Linked DNA regions of Homo sapiens: all the other regions are linked to region 1. A link is a contact called in ENCODE Hi-C or POLR2A ChIA-PET data. All regions are on one chromosome and are shown on one strand. The core of a region is the stretch at or near the end of the contact, and the rest is flanking DNA. Distances in the headings are between cores, read along the strand shown.

Evidence for each region. Hi-C counts contacts between places; a loop is a spot of excess contacts on that map. ChIA-PET counts read pairs that join two places held with the same protein, here RNA polymerase II (POLR2A). Pooled maps may share reads with other maps.
Region 2: a loop to region 1 is called in a pooled map, with 13 times the contacts of the local background. The contact joins the promoter of VSIG10L-AS1 here to the promoter of MBOAT7 in region 1. A Hi-C loop is called at or near these places in 1 of 37 single-sample maps with no recorded cell type and 7 of 50 pooled maps.
Region 3: a loop to region 1 is called in a map of gastrocnemius medialis, with 8 times the contacts of the local background. The contact joins the promoter of ETFB here to the promoter of MBOAT7 in region 1. A Hi-C loop is called at or near these places in 2 of 168 maps with a recorded cell type or tissue (ascending aorta and gastrocnemius medialis), 1 of 37 single-sample maps with no recorded cell type and 12 of 50 pooled maps. POLR2A ChIA-PET finds 5 or more read pairs at or near these places in 2 of 52 experiments (A549 and GM12878).

The regions. Positions count from the first base shown.
Region 1 is chr19:54,187,367-54,190,986 of GRCh38, forward strand. It overlaps MBOAT7 (membrane bound acylglycerophosphatidylinositol O-acyltransferase MBOAT7), which reads right to left and starts at 2,214. Exons shown (of 8, transcript NM_024298.5): 1 at 1,972-2,214; 2 at 1,067-1,145; 3 at 851-980. The coding sequence starts at 1,142. It also overlaps a transcript of TSEN34 not described here. RefSeq lists enhancers at 1,542-2,227, 2,228-2,909.
Region 2 is chr19:51,338,408-51,342,027 of GRCh38, forward strand. VSIG10L-AS1 (VSIG10L antisense RNA 1) reads left to right here and starts at 1,613. Exons shown (of 5, transcript NR_186316.1): 1 at 1,613-2,310; 2 at 2,659-2,767; 3 at 3,443-3,578. VSIG10L (V-set and immunoglobulin domain containing 10 like) reads right to left here. Exons shown (of 10, transcript NM_001163922.3): 2 at 2,746-3,600; 3 at 2,026-2,319; 4 at 1,608-1,892; 5 at 481-735. RefSeq lists silencers at 507-846, 1,497-1,766.
Region 3 is chr19:51,364,018-51,367,637 of GRCh38, forward strand. It overlaps ETFB (electron transfer flavoprotein subunit beta), which reads right to left and starts at 2,371. Exons shown (of 6, transcript NM_001985.3): 1 at 2,253-2,371. The coding sequence starts at 2,309. It overlaps CLDND2 (claudin domain containing 2), which reads right to left. Exons shown (of 4, transcript NM_152353.3): 3 at 3,440-3,559; 4 at 3,081-3,198. The coding sequence ends at 3,125. RefSeq lists an enhancer at 1,978-2,937 and silencers at 3,167-3,216, 3,487-3,620.

The DNA of each region.
Region 1 (3,620 bases), core at 964-3,463:
ATCCTCCCCCAGCTCTCCCCATTCGTTTAGAGACAGAAACACAGAAGGGCAGAGAGGACAGGAGGGTGGATGTAGGGACCGAATGAGTATGATTGAAACAGTGGGAGAAGAGGCTCAGCCACATAGAAACACACACCAACAGAGAATGAGGTTAAGAGAAGCTTCGGGTGAAGACCCTGCAATCCTCCACTTTTTCTTTATTTCCGAGGTCCAGGGCTCAAGAAGAGAGAGGTGGATATGAATGAATATGAACGGTGGCCAGGCCAGCAGACACACTGTCCACCTCTCTCCATGACATGGATGTAGCGGACTGGGACAAACACACAGGGACCAGACGCAGAAGGCAGGGGAGAAAGAAAAGCAGATGAAGGCCGGATGCGGTGGCTCACGCCTGTAATCCCAGCACTTTGGAAGGCTGAGGTGGGCAGATCACAAGGTCAGGAGTTCGAGATCAGCCTGACCAACATGGAGAAACCCCAGCTCTATTAAAAATTCAAGATTAGCCAGGCATGGTGGAGCATGCCTGTAATCCCAGCTACTTGGGAGGCTGAGGCAAGAGAATCGCTTGAACCCGGGAGGTGGAGGTTGCAGTGAGCCAAGATCGTGCCACTGAACTGCAGCCTGGGCAACAGGAGCGAAACTCCATCTCAGAAAGAAAGAAAGAAAGAAAGAAAGAAAGAAAGAAAGAAAGAAAGAAAGAAAGACAAACAAACAAACATGAAACAGAGAAATGAGCTGATCAACAAGAGACAGCTAGACATGAGGCAGAAGCTGAAAAAGACTCAAAGAGGAAACAGGTTGCTTCCCCCTCTCCCCTCCTCTCCCTCTCCTCCCTCCACCAAATTCTCACCAGGGCTGGGCCTGAATGAGGGCCCAGGTCCCGAGGATGGTGACCAGAGAATGCAAAGTGTGGGGGCCACAGGTGAACAGGGTGAGCCCCAGGCCCACAGCGGCTGCTCCCCATCTCTTCAGCCCAGGACCTGCAGGGGGAAGGGACAGCATAAGCCTGGAACCTTCCAGAGGGTCCCCCCCCTTTATTTTCCACTGGGGAGGGAGCCTGACTCACCGGCTTTCTTAAAGAGGAAGCCGATGGGGATGGAGATAAGAAGAACCACTAGATACGTCCATTCTTCAGGCGACATGGTCTGGGGGAGGGGCAGAGATTCACAGTGAGAACCCAGGAATCCAGGCCCCCTGCCTCCTCCCTCTTCGAGGATCCAGGAACCCAGCCTTCTAGACCCCAGTTTTTGAGGATGATGGAGTATGAGCCTCAGCTCCTCTCCTTTGAGAACCTAGCAACCCAGACTCCAGCCCCTTCCTCCTTGGAGGAGACAGGAATCCACCCCCAGCCCCTCCTTTGAGCGCACAGGCCTCCAGCTCTCCTGTCCTTGGAGAACCCAGGAAAGTGTGGGGATCTCCCAGCACCCAAGCCCCTCCTTTGCGAACGCAGAAATCAAAGCTACTCCCCGCACCCATACTGGGGACCCAGATTTGAAGACGCCCCTCTTTTAAAAACCCAGAAACGGCACCCCTCCCGGACCCTTCCTCTTCGACAGCCCAGGAATCTAGACCTCCGAGCCCCCTCTTCCAGCGAGGATCCAGGAACCCAGACCCCCTCTTTGGATCCCCCATCCCCCGGCCCTTGTGAAACCAGATATCCGGACCCCCCAGCCCTTCTCCTTCGAGACCACCCAGAGGAGCCCGGGTCTCCAACCTGCACCTCCTTCGGAGCTCCACACCCCTCTCCTACTGAGAACCCGGGGATCGAACACCCTCCCCTCCCCAGGCCCAGGCCCAGGCCCAGCCCCAACCCGTCCCGCGCACCCCAGCGCATCCCCGGCAGAGCCACAGGCGGTTGCGCCAGCCCCGAGTTCCAACGCGCCTCCGGGGCCGCCCCGCACCCGCCAGCCCGCAGAGACCCTGCCGCCGTGTAACCTCGCCTCGCCACTGGGCGCCGCCACCCTGGCCCACCTGAGCTGCTCGCCGGGCAGGAGGCGGCCGAGCAGTCCCAGCCCGCTTGCCGCCGCAGCTCCGGCCACGCCTCCCCCGCCCAGCGCGCCCCCGCGCCGCCTGCTCCTTCTGGGCGCCCGCCGGGCTGCGCAGATCAGGCCGGGGAAGAAGCCACGGTCAGGGCCCCGGGCGGGCAGGGAAGAAGCCCCGGAGCAGAAGCCGAGAGCGCGAGTCGGCAACGGGATTCGAGTCCAGGTCCACACTGGGATCCGAGCTCCGAGTACGTGAAGGGGCGGGCCTTCGGGCTCGGAACAAGGAGGAGCCAAAAGCTTTGGACCCGAAGGGGAACAGACGGGCTCTGGAAAGGAGGCGGGGTCTGGAGCTCGGCGTGAGGAATGAGGCGGGGTCTCCCTTCGGGTTCCTTCGGGCACAATCGGGAGCTTGAGTTCTCCGGAAGCGGGGCCACAAACTTCGGCTCACTTCGGCAATAGTCGAGAACGGAGAGCTGAGGCCACTGTGGGCGGAGCCACATGTTTCGGCTTTCTTCGGAGGTAGTCGAGTCCTTAGGGTCACTGTTCCGATGTGGGCGGGGCCACAGACTCGGCCGGATGTGGGTGGGGCCACAAGCTTCGGTTTACTTCGTAGATAGTTGGGTACAAGTGACGCTAGGATGATAGGCGGAGTCAACAGGTTCGCCAGACACCCATGAGTATTTACAAGGGGGCGGGGCGAAAGCGACTTGCCCTCAAAGGGGCGGAACCCCGAGGGCCGGCGTGCGCCTACGGGACCGGGCCAGGATGACGATCCTCAAGTTCCCAAGTAGAGGAGAGGAAGCGGCAGAGGGAGGTGCGCTCAGTGGGGCGGAGCCAAGGTGGCCCCCGCGGGAGGAGGGCGGGGCTTCGGTCCTGCGAGGGGCGGGACCTGACTTCCCGCGGCGCTGATGGGGCGGGATGACGAAGTTGACGAGGGTGTCGGCATGAGGGGGTGGAGCAAGGAGCGCGTGGCGCGGTGCGCAGTGGGTGGCTCCACCTCGACTGCGAATTACTGTTTATGAGGTGACTCGCTGGTTCTATCGGTGGACAGTGGGACATTCTGAAGGGAGGCAAGGAGGCGGACTGAGCGCTCCCAATTGGGGTGAGCCCGCCCGAGCGGAGAGTGGACGGCGGGTGTCCAGGGGGCGGGGCTTTCGGCTGTGGGGTTCGGTCGTAGGGCGGGAACTCCCCAACTGGGGTGCGCTGGCGCTCGGAGGGGGCGGGGCCACAGGCCGCGAGGCTGCCGGGAGCCGATGACGCCCGAACGCCGAACCTATTGCGTCCGGGAGGAGGCGGGGCTACGGATTCGGCCGAGCCGAGAACACCCGAACGTCAAATTGCTGGCGTTCGAGAAGGGGGCGGGGCTGCGGATTCGGTGGAGCCGAGGACGCCCGAACGCCGAACTTCCTGTGCTCGGGAGGGGGCAGGGTTTTGTACTGTGGGAGTCTGAGAGCGAGGAGGTCCGAAAGCCGAATCACAGTCGTTCGGAAAGAGGAGGAGCGAAGGCTCGAGCGTCCGGAAGAGGGTGTGGCCTCGGCGGTGCCTTAGCCTCCAGAGCTTCTGACCGCTGACGGGAACACCCGAAGGGGGACGCCCACTTTGCAAGAGGGTGGTGCCAAAATGGACCTTTGTAAGGGG
Region 2 (3,620 bases), core at 363-2,862, 2.8 Mb before region 1:
TGAACACATACCATAGGCGCAGGCCCTGTACTGGGAAACTCATATTATTTTCAGCTATTCTTTCTTCTTTATTATTATTATTATTTTGTAGCAATAATAATTACAAGACTGGGTCTTGCCACACTGCCCAGGCTGGTCTTGAACTCCTAGACTCAAGCAATCCTCCCGCCCCCAGCTACCAAAGTGCTGCGATTATTGCGCCCGGCCTTGTTACTTTTTAAAATATCACTGCTTTATCTCTCTGAACACGTGTGAAAGTGATGGCCTTCTTCCTGTGTCCAGAAAAATACCCCCATCCCTGCACCCCGCCACCATGAGGTATAGGAAAATCTTTGTCCCTTTTCTAGTTTGAAGACAGTGAAGTCCTGCCTCTTTCTTGGACTAAGGACGTACCCCATACCCCTTCAGAATTTTCGAAGGACCAAAGAAAAAGTCTCCCTCCTCCTCGAGAAACAGCAAAAAAGCCCCGCGCCCTCTCACCCGGCGTGACTGTGCAGGTACGCGTGGCCACCAGGTGGCGAGCAAGGCAGGTGATGGGGACGCCGCTGAGCCGGGGGTGGGCGGGGACGGCCGCCAGCAGCACAGAGGACACTGGCCCGGCGCGGATGCCTTCGGGGAGACCCTGGAACTGCAGGGAGGCAGCAGGGGCCCCGCCGGGCCACGAGCAGCGGAAGCGGAGGCTGCGGTCCCCGGGACCCCCTTCAACTGAGCACTGTGGGGCCCCGGGGGGCAGGTCTGCGGAGAGAAGGGAGAGAATGAAGATGGAGTCCCTTTCTCATTTCTTCTCCAGCCCCGCCTCCCCGCGCGGTGACTCCACCCTTCTTCACTAGCCCCACCCCATAGGCGCTCACACTCCCCACTTTTCCTGCGATCCCGTTCCCTTTTCCCATTAACTTCCTCGCTAAGTGGGTAGCCCGCAGCCCTGCTGACTGCCCAACTTTCTTAAGAAAACTGCATCTTCACACAATGATATTTCTCTTCCCAAACGTAACTCAGCCCCTTCCTTTCCAGCTCCACCCACTTCTGCCAGGTTACTTCGCCCCCTCCTGGATTGCACTCCGAGAAGCCTCCCCTTTTCCCAGATATCTCCGCCCTTCCTTGTGGACCCCTTCCCCTTTCTAAGACAATTCTGCCCGCTTTCTAAATGACCTCGCCCCTTTCCCTGGTGACTCCGCCCCCCTTGCCAGGTAACTTCTCCCTTTGCTGATCCCACTTAAGCAAATTAGTTCTTTCCTTTTCTAACTCCCACTCTTTGCCATTTAACTCCGCTTGTCGACTTTGTCGAGTGTTCCATGCCCAGGAATGTCCGCCCTCTCAGTGCTGGGCCGGCCCGTCAGTCCTGGTCATCCCTGCCACTCTATTTGGCTCCTTCCCTTATCCTCTTTCTGGCCCCGCCTCTTATCCTAGGTGTCTCCGCCCCTCCGCGCTGGCCCGCCCCACCACGGGTATCCCAGCTCCTTCTTGGTGACCCGCCCTCCCGCTGGCCCTGCCCCACCCACCGGTATGCTGCTCCTCCTTGCTGGCCCCGCCCCTTTCCTCTAGCCCCGCCCTCGTTCTGGCCCCGCCCCTCTCCCAGGCATTCCCCTACTCCCGCTCCAGCCTCTCACCCGCCACTGTAAGGTTGAGCAGCGAGCGGCGGCGGCGGCCGGTACGCGGGTTCGCCGCCAGGCAGGCGTAGGTGCCTGCGTGGCCCGGTCCGACCGCGGGCAGCAGGAGGCGCGACCCCGCGGGCACCGCGGCCTCGGCCGGGTCCGCCAGGCTCCACGTGATGTCGGCGGGCGGCCGCGAGGCGGCGGCGCAGCGCAAGGTCACGTTACTGCCCGCGGTGACAAAGCGGGCAGGCGCGGCGTCGCGGTCCGAGGAGACCGTGATGGTCGGCGGGTCCGGGCCGTCTGGAGGGAGGAGGGGTCGGGACCGCGAGTGTCAGGGTCACCTGGGACGCCGCTAGGACTCCCGGAGACTGGGTCCCCAGCCCGCTTCTCCCCAAGGACCCCCTGTCCCCGACCCGAGGCATCCCCCACTCACAGAAGACGCTGACGTCGGCGGCAGCCTCCCTGTGGCCGAAGGGGCTGCGGACGCGGCAAGTGTACCGGGCGTGGTCGCTGCGCACAGGGCGCACGATGAGCAGCTGGTCGCCCTCTGAGCGCATCCGGGGCGTCTCGGCTCCCTCCGATTCCGCCGCCTCCAGGGCGCGTCCGTCCCGGCTCCAGCTCAGCTCCCCGCGACCTGGCCCCCACCCCAGGCAGCGCAGCCGGAGCTCGGCCGCCCCCTCCTCTGTCTCTGGAGCCTTGGGCTGAACCGACAGCTGGGGTAGGGGCTCTGGGAGAGGGAGAATGGGCTCAGGACCCACCCAGTCCTGGAGCCCATCTTTGGTCCCCTTAGAGGGAACCCCAGCCGCTGCTCCCTCTAAGCCCCTGGAGTCTCAGCCCCCATCCCTCTCCTCTCATAAACCTATGAGTTTGAGCCCCCAGACACCTCCTCTCCGGGACCCAGGAGTTCGCCAGAAGAGGCTCCTAGCCTCCTCCTCCTCCCTCAGACCTGGGAGTTCAGGCTCCCAGGAGTCTCCATCCCAGGTCCACCTTTGCTCAGACACCCCTGCCTTGACCTCTAGCTCTTTTTCTCCCTTCCTCAACCCAGAAGTCCTCTTCTCCTATCCAGGGACCCCACAGCACCGTGACTTGCCCAAAGCCTGGCAGAGCAGAGCAGCCCCTGCCGCCTGCACGCCGGACGCCAGGGCCCACTTACCATACACACCCACCGTGAACTCGTGAGTCTGCTGGGAGACCCCTGCCCGGATGACCTCAGCCGTGTAGACCCCTGCATCGTCCAGCTGGGCAGAGGCGAGCTCCAGAACCCCCCGGGCCTGGTCAAATCGCAGGTGGTCTCGGTGAGCAGGGTCCAGGCTGATCAGAGGTGCCCCTGGCCCCAGGCCCCCAGCTGCCAGCACCTTTGAGCCCCGGCGCCAGACCACCAGAGAGGTGGGGGGCCCAGGGTTGGGGATTGGGACTAGGGGGAGCCGGATGGTGGTCCCCACCAGCACAGCGAGTGGGCCCCCCACCTGCTGGGGAAAGCTTGCAGCTGAGTGGGTCTCTGCAGAAAATTTGGATTCAGGGCTCTGGGCAGAGAGTTTAAGATCCATATCATCCGGGGAGAATTTTGAATCTGGGGCCTCAACAGACAGTTTGGTATGGGAGACTTGAGTAGAAATGTTTGAAGCTGGGGTCTTAACAGTGAAGGAAGGCTTGGGGTCTTTGGCAGGAACTTGAGGATCCGAAATATCAGGAAATACTTCAGAACCAGGGGTTTCAGAGAAGGGGGAAACCGGGCTCAAATCTTGGCCCTCAGCAGAAACATTTGACCAGAAGGACCCAGACATGTTGGAACTCAGGGCCTCAGGAAACCAGCTGGAATCAGAGATTCCAGCAGAGGCTTTTGAATCCAGGAACTGATCTGGAACTTTCCAGCTGGGAGGTTTGATGGAGGGAACTTCCACACCCAGCCCCTGGGAAGAGCTCTTTGAGTCTGAAGAGAAGGCAGAGGAGAAGTTGGTTTGCTGAAGTCCAGAAGAGGCTCTGAGGGTGAGGATCCCTACCAAGGAGGCTGCAGAGAAGAGAGGAAGG
Region 3 (3,620 bases), core at 1,121-3,620, 2.8 Mb before region 1:
CCTGAGGGTGCTGGGGAGCCACAGGCAGGCTGGGAGCAGGGGAGAGCAGGGTGAGCTCTGGGTGCAGAAAGGCCCCTAAGGCTGGGTAGAGGTGGGCTGAGAGGGAGAGACTGGGAGTGAGGGAGGACCCGGGTGAGGGTCCAGGTGAGACAATGACACCAAGAGACAATAGGGCAAGAAGGGTGGGGGGTGGAGAACTGACAGCTTTGGGAGAAGGGAAAGAGGGTGGGACAGTACCCAGGTCTAATCTGGTGTTTAGGAAGCTGGCAGGGTCTGAATCATTTATTTGTTCTGAAAAGGACATCAACAGACACATCCAGTGAGACAGGATGTAATGCAGGGAGCCCTGGGGCACTGCGGGAGGGGAAGGCAGCACCCTCTGGAAAGGACAGTAGCTGATTCAACGCGGCCTTCACGCTTCCCCTCTGTTCTCTCCCTGAGCACACCAGAGACATCCATGTGCCAGGCTCTGTGCTGAGTGATGCTGGGACCAGAGCTGAGTCAAACGTGGGCCTGCACCATGGGGGAGACGGATCCAATCCCAGACATGCCAGGCGTGGAAGGCCAGGGCTGGGATGGAGAGAAGAGGCCCAGGGAGCTGTAGGACTCCAAAGATGTGACAGTAACGAACAGTCAGAGCAGGGAGGAAACCAAGTGTTGGGTCCCAGGACCCCAAGAGGAATGTGTCTCAAAAGGGCTACAGGTGACATCCCTGTCATGTGCTGCCAGAGGCATCATTAGGACAGGGGGCATTGAGGGAGATGGGAGAGCAGAGTCTAGAGCCAGACTTGCCCGGGGTTTCGATCGTAACTCTGCCACTTACTGGCTGGGAGATCTGACAGGCCTCAGTTTCCTCATCTATCCAATGGAATTAATAATACAAAGGGTCGGCCAGGCACGGTGGCTCACACCTGTAATCCCAGCACTTTGGGGGGCCGAGGCAGGCGGGTGGATCACCTGAGGTCTGGAGTTTGAGACCAGCCTGACCAACATGGTGAAACCCCATCTCTACTAAAAATACAAAAAATTAGCCAGGTGTGGTGGCACATGCCTGTAATCCCAGCTACCTGGGAGGCTGAGGTAGGAGAATTGCTTGAACTCGGGAGGCTGAGGTTGCAGTGAGCCAAGACTGCGCCATTGCACTCCAGCCTGGGCAAAAAGAGCAAAACTCCGTCTCAAAAAATAAAAATAAATAATAAATAATACAAAGGGTACTGAAAGGACTGAATGGGTTAATCTCTGCAAAGGACTTGGAACGATGCCTGCCACGTAAGTACCCGCTAAATGCTGGCTGCTATCATCACTGACACTTTCATGCTCAAGTCTGGCTCCTGTACCCTCTTCCCCAGCCCACTCCCTAAGCAGGCAGGGGCAGTATCAGTGTCAACTTTGTGACCCTGGTTTTGCCCACCCTGAGGCCTCCAGGGTGCCAGGCCCTGCGCTAGGTAATGCTGGGGACACGGAGGTAAGTCCCCAGGCTGATGGGAAGGACAGACATGGACAGACAGTCACCATCTTCAGTCCAGTTCAGGCCAAGCATTGAGAGAAACGGGCCTGAGAGACCGTGTCTGATTCACCTCTGTCCACACCAGCTTCCCTCTGGGGACAACAAGCCAGGCGCTGAGAGCACCCTCCCCCACCTCTTTCATGGAGAATGTGAGCTACCCCCAGCTCAGTCAGGTTGGCTCCTTGAACTTTCATCTCTAGCAAACACACTTCTCTCTCCCTAGCTAGAGCCTCCTGGCTCACCCTGTGGCTATGGAGGGTGGAAAGCAGCTTCTGGGGCCCCACAGGACCCTGTCTGACTCCCTCTATAGCACATTTCGGGTAATATAAGAGTACAATGGTAAGTAATGCAGCCTAGTGGGTGAAAGCAGTCAGAGGAACCTGGATAGAACTCTCGGCTCTGCCCTTCTCTAGCTGGGTGACCTCTCTGTGCCTCAGTTTCTCCGTGCATTAAACAGGGACCGTGACTTCTTCCAGTGGGTAAGAAATAGAGAAAGCAACTCACTCTGAACAGTTATCAAGAGAGTGAATCCAGAACGAGGGAAAAGAGAACATGGCCGTGACCCCGGAGGGATCGGATGTTAGAACTTCACTCTTGGATTTTTGCCCTCAGGTGACTTTGACGTTTGGGGGTTAAAGCGGCAGAGGTCGGGGGTTACGAGAAGACCCCCACCCAGTGTGCGCTCGTGGCCCCGGAAGCACACGGCTGCGGGACTCAGGGATGTGGGAGAGGGGGGCCCGATCACCTTCACGGCGTAGTCGATGACCCTCTTGACAGCTACGAGCACGCGCAGCTCCGCCATCTTCCCGCCGCAGCCACTTACAGGGTCAGCCCGCACCCTCAGCGGCTCAGTCCAGAAGCCCCACCACCCCCGCCCCCCGCGCCCCTCTCTGCGCCTGCGCGCAGCACGGTCAGCCAGTCAACCGCTGCAGAGCCCGCCTCCCCGACAGAGGACCAATCGAGAGGCCGGAAGGAAGGGAGGTGTGGCAAGCAATGCAAACCAATGGGAAGCGGATCTCGGGGAGCGAGCGGGACCTGGAGAGAGAAGGAAAGGCCTGGCGGAGAGGGCAGGGCAGAGAACTAGGGGAAAGGTCGTGCACTGGAGGGAAGCGCGCCCGGAGTTTATAGATCCTCCCGGTCCTATAAACACTTCCCGGTATCCCCGGATCTGCTCTCCCTCTCCAGATCCCCCACTTCTTCCCGGCCTCTCCAAGTCGCGGTACTCGTATTCCCACGCCTCTGAATCCTCGCGCGTCGGTCTCTCCACTCTCTCCATCCCCGTGTTCCCTGTCCCTTCCATATCCGTATCCTCCCCTGTCCGTGTCTCTACTTCACCTCCATGTCGTCCCCACAGCCTCTCCACACCCTCTCCAAAGGCCCACGTCCCCTCCTGGCCCCGCCCCTCCCACATGTCCCTGTTCCCATCCCAATCCATGGAGACTTGTGTCTCCATGTCTGTGTCTCCCTGTCTCCACGTTCCCTATGAGTTCATGTCCTTATGTCTTCCCTGAGCCTCTATGCAACCCCGTGCCTGCGTCCCCACGACCCGCAGAAAAGCACGCGGAGCCGCAGCGCTAAAAAAAGCCGTTCCTTTATTCTGCCCCAGGCAGGCTGCAGTCACAGACACACGGGGAATCCACTGATGGCGTCGGTGCTCTGCATGATCATGTCTGCCAGCAGAAAGCAGAAGCCTGGGGGGACGGGGGTGCGGAGCAGGGAGAGGAAGGTGGGCCCTGGGGCGGATGGCCGGGAGGGCCCCGGGGACTGGGGTTTGGGGCTCCAAGGGGGTCTCTGCCGGGTCTGCGGGAGTCGTTAGTGTGTTGGGGAGTCCCCGAGAGGTCCCCGGGGTTTCCTGGGAGGGCAGCTGGGGAGCCTCTGGGGTGAGGGTCTTCTGGGCAGTCTCCTCCACCCTCTTCCCGCTGTCCAGTTTACCCGCGAGAATTGAGAAGGGTAAGGCCAGCCACCCAGAAAAATAGGACCAAGAGAAGAAGACGTTGTTCTTCCACGCATTCTTCACGGTGTAGCCTATCAAGGCGGTCAGCAGCAGCAGTCCTGGGCCCCGCCCAGCCGCAAGATGAGCTAGCTGGGCCTGGTGGGGGCTGCACCCAGGCCA